2 separate regions of the Homo sapiens genome follow, and region 2 is linked to region 1. Evidence: chromatin contacts called from ENCODE Hi-C or POLR2A ChIA-PET data. All regions are on one chromosome and are shown on one strand. The core of a region is the stretch at or near the end of the contact, and the rest is flanking DNA. Distances in the headings are between cores, read along the strand shown. Region 1 overlaps JMJD1C (jumonji domain containing 1C). Region 2 overlaps JMJD1C (jumonji domain containing 1C).

What was found. Hi-C counts contacts between places; a loop is a spot of excess contacts on that map. ChIA-PET counts read pairs that join two places held with the same protein, here RNA polymerase II (POLR2A). Pooled maps may share reads with other maps.
Region 2: a map of chondrocyte shows a loop between it and region 1 (2.7-fold over the local background). The contact joins two enhancer-like sites. A Hi-C loop is called at or near these places in 3 of 168 maps with a recorded cell type or tissue (CD4-positive, alpha-beta memory T cell, chondrocyte and naive thymus-derived CD4-positive, alpha-beta T cell), 1 of 37 single-sample maps with no recorded cell type and 6 of 50 pooled maps. POLR2A ChIA-PET finds 5 or more read pairs at or near these places in 5 of 52 experiments (Caco-2, RWPE1, T-cell and 2 more).

What each region holds. Positions count from the first base shown.
Region 1 is chr10:63,411,421-63,417,665 of GRCh38, reverse strand. All of the region lies in intron 1 of JMJD1C (jumonji domain containing 1C), which reads left to right. Among named protein-coding and RNA genes, the nearest start is that of JMJD1C-AS2, 16 kb to the left of the region's middle. Within about 2 kb of position 2,630, at least 2 of the 41 ENCODE cell types and tissues checked have a DNase peak (open chromatin) inside an H3K27ac peak, as active enhancers do; they include endothelial cell of umbilical vein, where a contact is called at or near this core.
Region 2 is chr10:63,201,786-63,208,795 of GRCh38, reverse strand. It overlaps JMJD1C (jumonji domain containing 1C), which reads left to right. Exons shown (of 26, transcript NM_032776.3): 10 at 1-2,201. Among named protein-coding and RNA genes, the nearest start is that of NRBF2, 72 kb to the right of the region's middle. RefSeq lists a silencer at 2,221-2,421. Within about 2 kb of position 1,250, at least 18 of the 41 ENCODE cell types and tissues checked have a DNase peak (open chromatin) inside an H3K27ac peak, as active enhancers do; they include endothelial cell of umbilical vein, where a contact is called at or near this core.

The sequences.
Region 1 (6,245 bases), core at 1,381-3,880:
GTTGTATCCATCCATTTCCTAGTCAGTTTCACCATATTTTTAAATGAGGCACAAGATTACTGTGTTATCAAAATGTTAACATTAAGCTTTTTAACAAGTCTGTGTAGTCACTTGATTTTTCAGATTTTGCCCACTAATTTTATGAGGGCCATTGGGCAAAGTGTTTTAATCCAGAATTTAAAATTGTTCATTTGTAATTGGGCAGGCTTATAAAAAGGGGCATATTTTAAATCTTTATCATCACTTTATAGCCATAATATACATACTAAAAGTTTGGTAGCAATTTGAGTATTTAACTACATAGGGTGGTACTTTGAAGGAAAAAGCATTTTAAGTTGAGCTTTAATTTAATTTCTGCTTTTAAAAACCCAATATAGTAGTACGTCATCTATGTATGTACATTGAGCATGCTTCTTAACATATTTAACTTCCAATTCTTTGATAACCGGTTGCATTCAATTACTTGTTTAAATAATTGGGCAAGTTTCCTGAGTTGTAGGCTGTGAAATATTTTCAAGATGGTTTGGGTAAAAAATTTTTTCAAAGTAGGTGCCGTCAGTGACTTTGATCACAGAGAAATCAGTATGATCCTGTGACAAGTTTAGTTTTAACAATGTAACTTCTTGTGTAAACTCAGTCACCTAGTAATGTGAATTAGTTGCAAAGTGATTCTGTATTCTTAGTGACCCACTGTTAGATGTTTTCAGACTAGTAAATGATAAATATTTATTGTTAAAATCATCCTTAAAATTTTATTTGAACATGCAGCACTTTTTGCAGTGTGAAATTGAAAAATCAATTGTTTAGTTTTTACCAAAGGAAAATTAGAGTTTTGTATACATATTTGATGAATACAGTAAACAGGTTAAAATTTAGCAAATAGAATTTTGTAAGCATTTTTAAAATGTGTGAATTCTGTGATAAGGGGGTGGCTTTGCTACAATTTATTACAAAGCTAAGTTATATTTCATTACTTATGTAAAATAGTGTTCTTTGTTTAGCTTCTTAAAGTGGTAGGAGAATTGTATAATTCCATTGATTGGTTCCATGCAGTGGAAATCTGACCTTTAGCAGATGTTTGAGAAATTGCCAGCACAGCATGATCAGCCAAAAAGACAGTTTTCCCCTTGTTACTTGACAGGCCTTTCATGCTTTAGTAACATGCCAAAGAAATGTTTAAATTATTTTTTTATAATATCACATGCTCTCTAAAATATTAAGAATACATTGAAAAACATGCATAAAATGAGATAGATTTTTCCTGCAATTACGGATTGCAATTCAGCTGACTTTTAAATGTTTATTATTAAAAAAAAAAAACTAAGATAAATGCTGATTGTTTTGTGAATTATGTGTTACTTTGAGATTTAAAATGTCTTCGGCTATGTAGTTAATTGTTATTAGGGTTTGATGTGTGTTATTTTTTCCATGATCATGTTTTCCATGATCATGTATAACAATTTAAACACTGTTATAAGTTTCTCTTATTTTAGTGTTATTTAATCGCAAGTATCGTCTTTGGTTGGCTTTTTTATTTTTTAATAGAGGCTTTTTGATAGGGGTTAAATGCATCACAGAGAAGTTATCCTATCTGGAACTTCTCGCTAAGGGCAGGATACTGCATGAATCCACTTTAAAGCCTCTTCTCTGAAGGACAGTATTTCTTTAGAGAATGAAATGGGTTCAGCTGTGTAGTTGTGGGGGTTCAGCTGTGTAGTTGTGGGAGTTCAGCAAAAACACTGTAAGCTCTGTTTTCTTCAACTTCATGGATTGAGCGTACAGGAAGGGGAAGGAGTTGCCTTAATGTTTAAGAATGAAGTGATGAATTGATAGTATCAGCAGTTGCCAGACTGTATCTTTTTCTGCAGGTGCTTATTTTCTGTAGGGCATTGCAGTTGTTTTTCATTGTGTTAGGTTATGAGACGATTTTAAGGAAAATTTAAGGAACATGATCTTACATAGTTTCATTTTACAGTTTTGTAACTGTTTTGTATGTCTTAGGTTTATATACTGAATTAGTTCTTCCAGAGGATTATGATTGAAAGTTTTGGCTGTGTGTACCTATCACCTTACAAAAATAAAAAGATTTTTTTAAAGGTCATGTTCAGTATCAGTAGTTCTAAGAATATGCTAAATTAAAATTTAAAAATCAAACACCTATAATAAAGTTTTGCTGAATCCACATGAATTGAACTAATGGTTTGTAATACCAGTTATATTACAAGTGAGAACTAGTTTCATATTTTGATATATAAAAGCTTTGAAGGAAGCATAATTGATAACTGTTTATTAATATCACATAATAGTTAATCTTTCATATTGGTACTTTCTGATAAGGTTTTATTAGATGGAGAAGGGTTATATAATTTAGTAAACTGGCAGCTTTTAAATGAATAATGACACTAAAATTTAAAGATTTAATCATAATGAGGTATATCTGATACGTAGTACCTGTGATATTATATATTAATAGTAAAGTCATTTTATATAAGGAAAAATTTTATTCTTAAGTGGGGTTTTCTAAGTAACTATATGTTTACACAAAGTCATACTGTTAACATTTAGTCACTTCCAGAGTCAGTGGAGTTGTATCCTGAAGAGGATTAAATTGCAAAGTTGGCACAGCACATAAAGCAAAAATGCACTTAAATTCAGTTCACTTTTAAGGCCTTGTTGGGAATACCAACCTATTGTTTGTCAGTTCATCCAGGACAGTTTTTTTTTTTTCTCTAGTGTTGGAATAATTTTTTTTTTTTTTTGAGATAGAGTCTTGCTGTATCGCCCAGGCTGGAGTGCAGTGGCCTGATCTCAGCTCACTGCAGCCTCTGCCTCCTGGGTTCAAGTGATTCTCCTGTCTCAGCCACCCGAGTAGCTGGGTCTACAGGCACCTGCCACCACAACCGGTGAGTTTTGTTGTTGTTGTTGTTGTTATTTTTAGCAAAGAAAGATGAAGTTTCACCATGTTGGCCAGGCTGGTCTTGAATTCCTGACCTCAAGTGATTCACCCTCCTCAGCCTCCCAAAGTGTTGGGATTACAGGCATCATCTACTGTGCCCGGAGCAGAATAAATTTTTAATATATATTTTGATAGGCTGATTTTCTTGCATCTCGATTTTTCTTGTATGTCAGTAACTGGAATCACAGTTACCTTTTGAGCACGGTGCTCACATTATGAGAGTTGAGAAAATTACGGGGAACAAACTCTGGCCTTATGGTGATTCTGGTTAGACTTGAGATCTCTAAATTGATATTTTTAAATGAGAATATATAATACACAGACTAAAATATACATTTTAAGGTTAAAAAAAGAGAAACTGTTTACTAAGAATGTTTAGTAGATTCAGTTTTCTTAGTGTTTAATACTAGAAAATACACAGTATTGGCTGGGTGCGTGGCTCATGCCTGTGATCCCAGCACTTTGGGAGGCCGAGGCAGGCAGATCACGAGGTCAGGAGATCGAGACCATCCTGGTTAACACAGTAAAACCCTGTCTGTACTAAAAATACAAAAAATTAGCTGGGCGTGTTGGCGGACACCTGCAGTCCCAGCTACTCGGGAGGCTGAGGCAGGAGAATGGCATGAACCCAGGAGGTGGGGCTTGCAGTGAGCCAAGATCGCACCACTGCACTCCAGCCTGGTCGACAGTGCAAGACTCCGTGTCAAAAAAAAAAAAAAAAAAAGTATTGATAGCATACTTTTAAGAAATCCAAATGTCTTTGTAAAAGTAGGTATTTTTCATTCTTTCAGTATCAGTTACTCTTCACTATGGTTCTTTTTCACATTTAAATAGAATCAAGGAACCTTTTATCTTTGGTTTATCTGGTATTTTTCAGTGTTAGCAATTTTGAAATTCTCTAATTTTTACCACAAACATTTTTGACTCTTTCATTCAGCTTATAATCTGAATTGACAGAAAAATCCAGGGAGAAAAGTTAAAATACTTCCTAAAGTTAAAATATTTGCTTTATTTAGATTTCTAGTATTTCTTATCAAGGAAAAAAATACTTTTTCATTATCTTATCGCTTGATAACCGTTTTTTGTCTCAGCTAAACGGAAGAAAAGTTACCTGGCAGCATAAGATAGCTATGAAGAATCTTTCCCCCACCAGAAAGAAGTTTAGCAAACTATTTTACTGAATAAATCTAAGACTTCCTCCTTCCCAGTAGTTGCCCACAATTTTCCTCCAATATGAGATTATGTCTCTATTTTGTAATTCTGCTCAGAAAACCTGTCTTAAAATCTACACATATTAAACTATAATATGTCATAAATTTTAAGAATGTTATTTAACAGAGGTAAATTTATCATGAATACCATATATTTAAGGTAGCAAAACATAAAGAGAGTAATAACCTCTTTTGATACTCAACAGCAGACCAGGTAAAGTCCAAACAGTTCTGTCTCATCAAAATAATGAAGGTTGCTTGTCTTTGACCTCTTTTCCTGTTACCTCTTTAAGAGATAACACACATATACATACGCTTTTGTAGATGAGACCATTCTAAAATTTATAAATTGTGTTGTATATCTTTGTCTGCCTGATTAAAATGGCTTGTCTTAAGGTAACACTGAACTGCTTAGTCTTTCAATAGGAATTTATTTAGCAACTACTTTGTGGTATTGTTTTGATATACTCTATTTTTGTGTTTCGGCTTTTTCTTATTTATTTTAATTAAATCAATATCATCCCTCGTATACACTATTCTTCTGTGCAGTTGACACTTGAACAATGTGGGTTTGAACTTTGAGAGTCAATTTATATGCAGATACTTTTAAATAAATATATTGCAAAATATTTTAGAGATTTGCAGCAATTTGAAAAAACTCATAGATGAACCATGTAGCCTAGAAATATTTTTAAAAATTTAGAAAATGTTAGGTATGTCATAAATGCATAAAATATATGTACATCTTAGTTTTATCATTTGCTACCATAAAATATACACAAATCTATTTAAAAAGTTAAAATATCAGAACTTTACCCACACAGAGACGTGACATGGCACTATTTACAGTAGAGAGAAATATAAACAAACATAAAGATGCAGTATTAACTCATAACTACATAAAATTAACTTTAGTACATGCTGTGATAGGTTTTTAGCCACCTCCTGTTTTTACTGTGTTGAACTCAAATGTTGCGAATGTCTGCTTAAAACTCAGTGTGATGCTGACATCTCCATGTGAGTAGTTGACCTCTCCACTAAATACCATATTGCAATAAGAAATGATCTCTCGCAGTCCTTGCATAATTTTTAATGTTGTTTAGTGCAATCTCGCAAACTTCGAATGATACCATAGAACAGAAATTTAGGAATCAATAAGTACAGTACTGTAAATGTATTTTCTCTTGCTCATAATAACTTCTCTAGCTTACTTTACTGTAAGAATACAGTATATAATAGACATACAAAATATTTGTTAATTGACTTTATGTCATTGTTAAGACTTCCGGTCAACAGTAGGCTATTACCAGTTAATTTTATGGGGAGTCAAAAATTACATTCAGCTTTTCGACTGGGCGGGCTGTCCTCAGTCCCAACCCCTGAATTGTTCCAGGGTCAGTTGTACATAGCTCTTCATGTTTTTAAAAAACACATTTTTGGCTGGGCATGGTGGTTCAAGCCTGTAATCCCAGCACTTTGGGAGGCTGAGGTGGGCAAATAGCTGGAGCTCAGGAGTTCTCAGGAGTTCAAGAGCAGTCTGGGCAACATGGCCAAGATCTTGTCTCTATTTAAAAAAAAAAAAAAAAAAAAAAATTGGGCCAGGCGCTGTGGCTTACGCCTGTAATCCCAGCACTTTGGGAGGCCAAGGTAGGTGGGATCATGAGGTCAGGAGATCGAGGCCATACTGGCTAACATGGTGAAACCCTGTCTCTACTAAAAATACAAAAACTTAGCTGGGCATGGTGGCACGCACCTGTAGTCCCAGCTACTTAGGAGGCTGAGGCAGGAGAATCACTTGAACCCAGGAGTTGGAGGTTACAGTGAGCCAAAGTTGTGCCACTGCACTCCAGCCTGGACAACAGAGTAACACTCCGCCTCAAAAAAAAAAAAAAAAAAATCAGGCCGAGTGTGGTGGCTCACGCCTGTAATCCCAGCACTCTGGGAGGCCCAGGCAGGCGGATCACCTGAGGTCAGGAGTTCGAGACCAGCCTGACCAACATGGTGAAAACTCGTTTCTACTAAAAGTACAAAAATTAGCCGGACATGGTGGTGGGCACCTGTAATCCCAGCTATTCAGG
Region 2 (7,010 bases), core at 1-2,500, 210 kb after region 1:
AGAAAGAAAAGCTTTTATGGAACCATTACGGTCTGTTGCATCCACATCAGCCAAAAATGACCTGGATCTAAATAGGTCACAGACTGGAAAAGATTGTCACTTACATAGGCATTTTGTGGATCCAGTATTAAATCAGTTACAGAGGCCACCCCAGGAGACTGGAGAGAGGTTAAACAAATACAAAGAGGAACACCGTCGAATTCTTCAAGAAAGTATTGATGTTGCTCCCTTTACAACTAAAATCAAGGGACTTGAGGGTGAGAGAGAGAATTATTCCAGAGTGGCATCATCATCTTCCAGTCCTAAAAGCCATATCATCAAACAAGATATGGATGTAGAACGCTCAGTATCAGATCTTTATAAAATGAAGCACTCAGTGCCTCAGAGTTTACCCCAAAGTAACTATTTCACTACATTGTCTAATAGTGTGGTCAATGAACCACCAAGATCATACCCATCCAAAGAAGTTTCAAATATTTACGGTGATAAACAGAGTAATGCCCTTGCAGCGGCAGCAGCTAATCCTCAAACTCTGACTTCATTTATAACATCTCTTTCAAAGCCTCCACCTTTGATTAAACACCAACCAGAAAGTGAAGGTTTAGTAGGCAAGATACCAGAACATCTTCCACATCAGATTGCATCTCACTCAGTAACAACCTTCAGAAATGATTGTAGGAGTCCTACCCATTTGACAGTTTCTTCTACAAATACACTCCGCAGTATGCCTGCATTACATAGAGCACCAGTATTTCACCCACCAATCCATCACAGCCTGGAAAGAAAGGAAGGCAGCTATAGTAGTCTTTCCCCTCCAACTTTAACTCCGGTGATGCCAGTAAATGCTGGTGGTAAAGTTCAAGAATCACAGAAGCCTCCAACTCTAATACCCGAACCAAAAGACTCCCAGGCAAATTTTAAGAGTTCTTCAGAACAGAGTTTGACGGAGATGTGGAGACCTAATAATAACCTCAGCAAAGAGAAAACTGAATGGCATGTGGAGAAAAGCAGCGGAAAGTTACAGGCTGCTATGGCATCTGTCATTGTGCGTCCATCTTCTAGTACAAAAACTGATAGTATGCCAGCAATGCAGTTAGCTTCTAAAGATCGTGTTAGTGAAAGATCTTCAGCTGGGGCACATAAAACAGATTGCCTCAAACTAGCAGAAGCCGGAGAAACTGGAAGAATCATTTTGCCAAATGTGAATTCAGACAGTGTTCACACAAAATCTGAAAAAAACTTTCAGGCTGTCTCACAGGGCAGTGTTCCCAGTTCAGTCATGTCTGCTGTAAATACGATGTGTAATACCAAAACGGATGTAATCACATCTGCTGCCGATACTACCAGTGTTTCCAGCTGGGGTGGTTCAGAAGTAATTTCCTCTTTATCAAATACCATTTTGGCCTCTACATCATCAGAATGTGTATCTTCAAAAAGTGTCAGTCAGCCAGTGGCTCAAAAACAAGAATGCAAGGTCAGCACCACAGCACCAGTTACATTAGCCAGTAGTAAGACAGGAAGTGTTGTTCAACCCAGTTCTGGGTTCTCAGGCACAACTGATTTTATCCATTTAAAAAAGCACAAGGCAGCATTGGCTGCAGCTCAGTATAAAAGTAGTAATGCCAGTGAGACTGAACCTAATGCTATAAAAAATCAGACACTTTCAGCCTCCCTTCCTCTGGATAGCACTGTAATCTGTAGTACAATTAACAAAGCAAACTCTGTAGGAAATGGGCAAGCTTCCCAGACAAGTCAACCAAACTACCATACTAAACTGAAAAAGGCCTGGCTCACCAGACACTCAGAAGAAGATAAAAATACTAATAAAATGGAAAATTCAGGGAATTCTGTATCAGAAATTATTAAGCCATGTTCTGTCAACTTAATAGCCTCTACATCTAGTGATATACAAAATAGTGTAGATAGTAAGATCATAGTTGATAAATATGTAAAAGATGATAAAGTCAACAGGAGAAAAGCCAAAAGAACTTATGAATCTGGCTCTGAAAGTGGAGACTCAGATGAAAGTGAAAGCAAGTCAGAGCAAAGGACTAAAAGACAACCTAAGCCAACTTACAAAAAGAAGCAAAATGATTTGCAAAAGAGAAAAGGTGAAATAGAAGAAGATTTGAAACCCAATGGAGTTCTCAGCAGGAGTGCCAAAGAAAGAAGTAAACTGAAGTTGCAAAGCAACAGTAATAGTAAGTCAGTTACTTTGTTTTATCTCAGGTAAAATGGGCTGAATGTTTTAGCTATACTAGTGTGCTGCTTTAAAGATCAGTGAGCTTAAAGGCATCCTTTGTCTTCATTTGCGTGCCTTAGCTTTATGTATATGCTCATTGATCTCATTTCTACATTTCACAAGTAAGTACCCTTTAAGAGGAAATGAGAGAACACTTATTCCTCTATTTTTAAAAGACTTGTAGAAATATATATCTTACCTGACAGTCATTGTAGGTAATTTGCGTAATTTAACGTGGAATTTAGTAGTTACTCGTAATTTTGGCCATTTCTAAGAATTGTCAAAATGCAGTTATGGCTGTCACACCAAAAGTGGATTTGTAATATCAGCTAAGATATTTACCTCTAACAAGATGTAGTCAGGAAAGAAATTCTGCTCACATACACATATTTTGAGGCAAATTTCTAGAAGATAGTTACAGTTGTCCCTGGGTATACCTGTGGGGGATTGGTTCCAGGACGCCCCCACGGATACCAAAATTCACAGATGTGCACATCCCTTATATAAAATAGCATAGTACAGTCATGTGCTGCATAACAACTTTTCAGTCAGTGACAGAATGCACAGCTGGGCACAGTGGCTCACTCCTGTAATCCCAGCACTTTGGGAAGCTGAGGCAGGAGGATCACTTGAGCTGGCGTGGTTGAAGCTGCAGTGAGCCATGATTGCACCACCGCACTCCAGCCTGGGCAACAGAGCAAGACCATGTCTCAAAAAATAAACAAAAAATGATGGAATGTATATATGACAGTGGTCTCATATAAGATCGTAAGACTGTGTTTTTACTATACCTCTTTCTTTGTTCAGATACGTAAATACTTTGTGTTACAATTATCTACAGTATAAAGTACAGTAAATACTGTACGGGTTTGTAAGCTAGGTTTGTGTAAGTACATGCTATGAAGTTCCTACAGTGAGGAAATTGCCTAATAGTGTATGACTATATTTGCATGTAACCTACACACATCCTCCCATATACTTTAAATCATTTCTAGATTCCTTATAATGCCCAACACAACGCTTACACATCACTTCATTTATGCAGGATTGAACATAGTACTCTGCACATGGCAAATTAAAGTTTTGTTTTTTTGGAACTTTGTAGAATATTTTTTCCCCCAAGTATTTTTGATCCATGGTAGGTTGAACCCATGGGTTTGGAACCCACGGTTATGGAGGGCCAATTTTACTTCAGAGTAATATGAATGTGGACTGTATTTCACTCTTATATCATCTGGTGACAAAATTGGAAGCTTATGGAAATTACTATCTATTTAATGCTGCTCATTCAAACAGTCCTTAACAATAGGTAAAAATTAACATAAGGGGAGGCTTGTGGTTTTGTGTATTCATTTCGATGTTAAAGAATTGCCATATTAATAGCTTCACAACTGATTATATATCCTTTGTGGCAACAGCTGGACAAAATAAGAGATACTTAACAGTAATATTCACTATAAAGTGTTTCTATATCATTTTACTCTAGTAGTAGTTTTTCTCAGTTTGCTTATTTCTTTTTAGGTATGTTGCACAATGCAGAAAGCACTTAGTTTCACTATGTCCGTGTGTTCATCCACATACAATATATGAAATATCTGTGACAATGTGGACACTCAAAGTACTTTCACAAGCACTTGGATGCTTGAAGGCTCCCATTTGTGCCTTTTAACTGAATGAGGTTTTCCCACATGCCTGTGTGGAAACCAGAGGCAAAGTGAAGGAGAGGAAAACAGGAGGATGGAATCATAGAAAAGGACAGTCAGAAAGTGAAAGAACAAAGGACAAACTCAACTAGAGCCAGAGACTGACAGACTGAAATGCAAGCATAGTCAGAAGACAGAGAGGGGGATTAACATCGAAGGATACCTGCCATTTACTTGAATATTGGATTATATACAGTGTTGCTTTTTCTTATGTGTTCCCCTTACTCTCCCTCACTACCCCCATGAATTCATAATAGGCTTAGTGTGAGCAATTTAATTGTTTCTCTTCTGTCTTATATGACATTTCCTTTGGTGTTGGGTGTTCAGATACTTGAGTAAAACTTAAAAAACAAAAACAAAAGATAGGTACCTTCCAGGTTTTAATGCCTAGAAAACTCTTGTGAAGTTAAATTTATGAAATTAAGTGTTAGTGAAATACGTATTCTCTTTTCATCTTGAGACGAATATACATATTCACATGTAAGAGTTCTAAGAAAAGGGCCAGAATGAGTGCCTTTTTTTCCCCCAGGTTGTAATGTTTAGTCAAATCTCCCCTGCTTGGTAACTAGCATGTAGCTTTAGAGAGGCTGTTTTATGACCCATTTGTTCACCAAGTCCAAAGTAATATTAAGTCAATATTAGATGTCATCTATTAATTGTGGACAGAGTTGACTTGCTTTTGTTCTAGGCTACCTAGAAAAGTTTTTTTTTTCTTAAATATTTTTTAGAGACAGTCTCCCTACATTGCCCAGACTGGAGTGCAGTGGATATTCACAGGTGTAACCATAGTGCACAGCAGCCTCCAACTCCTGGGCTCAGGCAATCCTCCTGCCTCAGTCTCCTGAGCACAGAAAAGTTCTTTAAGTTGGGAGTTTTCATAAGTCAGGGAACTTCTAAATATTAATGGATTATCTACTTCATGGATTAAATAATGTCTATTTTCTTTCTATTGTTTAGTAGAATTGTCATCAGTCATGGTCAATCAAAAAGAATGAGTTAGGCTTACACCTAAACTATGTAATATGATTACATACACCGTTATACATGTATAATTATATATTTTATATACACATACACATAATAGTGTGTTTCTTAGTACATTAAAGCTAGATATAATAGATTTTGTCTTATCTACTCTTTTGGAATGTCTTCCTCTCTGCTACCTTTTTGTTTCTCTTAATTAAAAGTCAGCCGCTTTTTCTCCACTAATTTTTATGTTTTATTTACTTCTATCTTACATTTTATCTAATTTTTACATTTAATTTTATGATCTGAAATTGCCACTATATTCAAATATATAAATTCTACAATACAAAACCAGTGGTTTATGATCACAGTTAATTTCTCTATCTCCAAAAAAATATTTTTTAAGGGGGTGGCATATCAGAGATTAATGTTTGGCAAGTATTTGTCTCTTACTTTCTTCCTCCCCAGTTTTCTGTTAGAGCAGCTATTTGTGGATTTGCTACTAGAGAACTAAGGTTCTTACTATAAATGAAGAAGTATCCATTGAGTTAGGTATTTTTTTGTTGACTAAGTGTCTTAATCTCAAACTTCTAGGTTTTATATATTGCCAGTAAATTATATATATATGGAATTGAAGGATGAAGTTTTATTTATTGTACAAATACTATGACAGTTAAATTCATAAAAGGAGTTAGTTGCAGTCATGTGTGGCCTTGTCTAGAAGCAAAAATTATAATATCAAAAGCTCTACGTATGAATTGGGCCTTAATGTCTTTGTACTCATTTATTCTTTTATTGAAAAAAAGCTCTAAATGCCTATTTTGTGTCACATAATTGAGATTTGCTTTGAAATGTCTGATTCTTTACTATAGTACTATCTGAGTTGTTCACAGTGGTATGGTGATCCATACTCTGAACTGTTCCATTATCTGGAATTAAAGGCATATAATAAAAAGAAATAGACTGTATTTAGTTTATTCTAGTGTAATAAATTGAAAAGTAAATAGATGATTAGAAGCAAGTGTTCCAAATAAAAATTTATCAGCAGTATAACAATTCTATCATTCATTCCAACTTGTAAAAGCTCTGAATATTTTACACAGTTCATAGGAAAAATCTCTTTTGCACAATGGAGGAAATAAACATTTTACATAAGTCTTCTGGAAATGGGTTTATACCATAACCGGGAGATGTGGTGTGTGGTTATACACATGGGTGTTTCTCTAGTGGATTAAGCCAAATGGCTCCTTACCCTAAGTTAGAGACAGAGAGGGGAAAGCATGTAATTGTAAAGAACGAGGCAGCAATTCAGAAGTGCTTAATAATTGGACCTGATTTCAAATGGGTCACTCTATATGGTTTATTTAAACACAGTGCTTTGTAAGTTTCTGCAAGAAGTACGTAGTCTCAGGAGAATAGCTGTACCTCTGATCCACACATTGGGCATGATTAGAAAACACAAGGGTAGGAAATACAGTTTTATTCTTTCAGCATGACAGAAATAGCAAACTATGTAAATCTAATATCTGACATATAGATACATTAATATGGGTGCAATAAGACACTTACAAGTTAGAGCCAACAACTAATTGCTGATCCTAACATAGCTTGCTTTTATTTATATATATTTTTAGACAGAGTCTTACTCCGTCACCCAGGCTGGAATCCAGTGGCACGATCTCACCCCACTGCAACTTCCGCCCCCTGGGATCAAGCAGTTCTTGTGCCTCAGCCTCCCGAGTAGCTGGAATTACAGGTGCGTGCTACCGCGCCTGGCTAATTTTTGTATTTTTGGTAGAGACAGGGTTTCACCTATTGGCCAGACTGGTCTTGAACTCCTGGCCTCAAGTGATCCACCCACCTCAGCCTCCTAAAGTTCTGGGATAGGCATGAGCCACTGCACCTGGACCCCAACATAGCTTGCTTTTTTTTTTCTTTCCTCTTTTGTTTTTTTTTTGGACGGAGTCTTGCTCTGTCACCAGGCTGGAGTGCAGTGGCGCAATGTTGGCTCACTGCAACATCTGCTTCCCAGGTTCAAGTGATTCTCCTGCCTCAGCCTCCCGAGTAGCTGGGACTACAGGTATGCGCCACCATGCCAG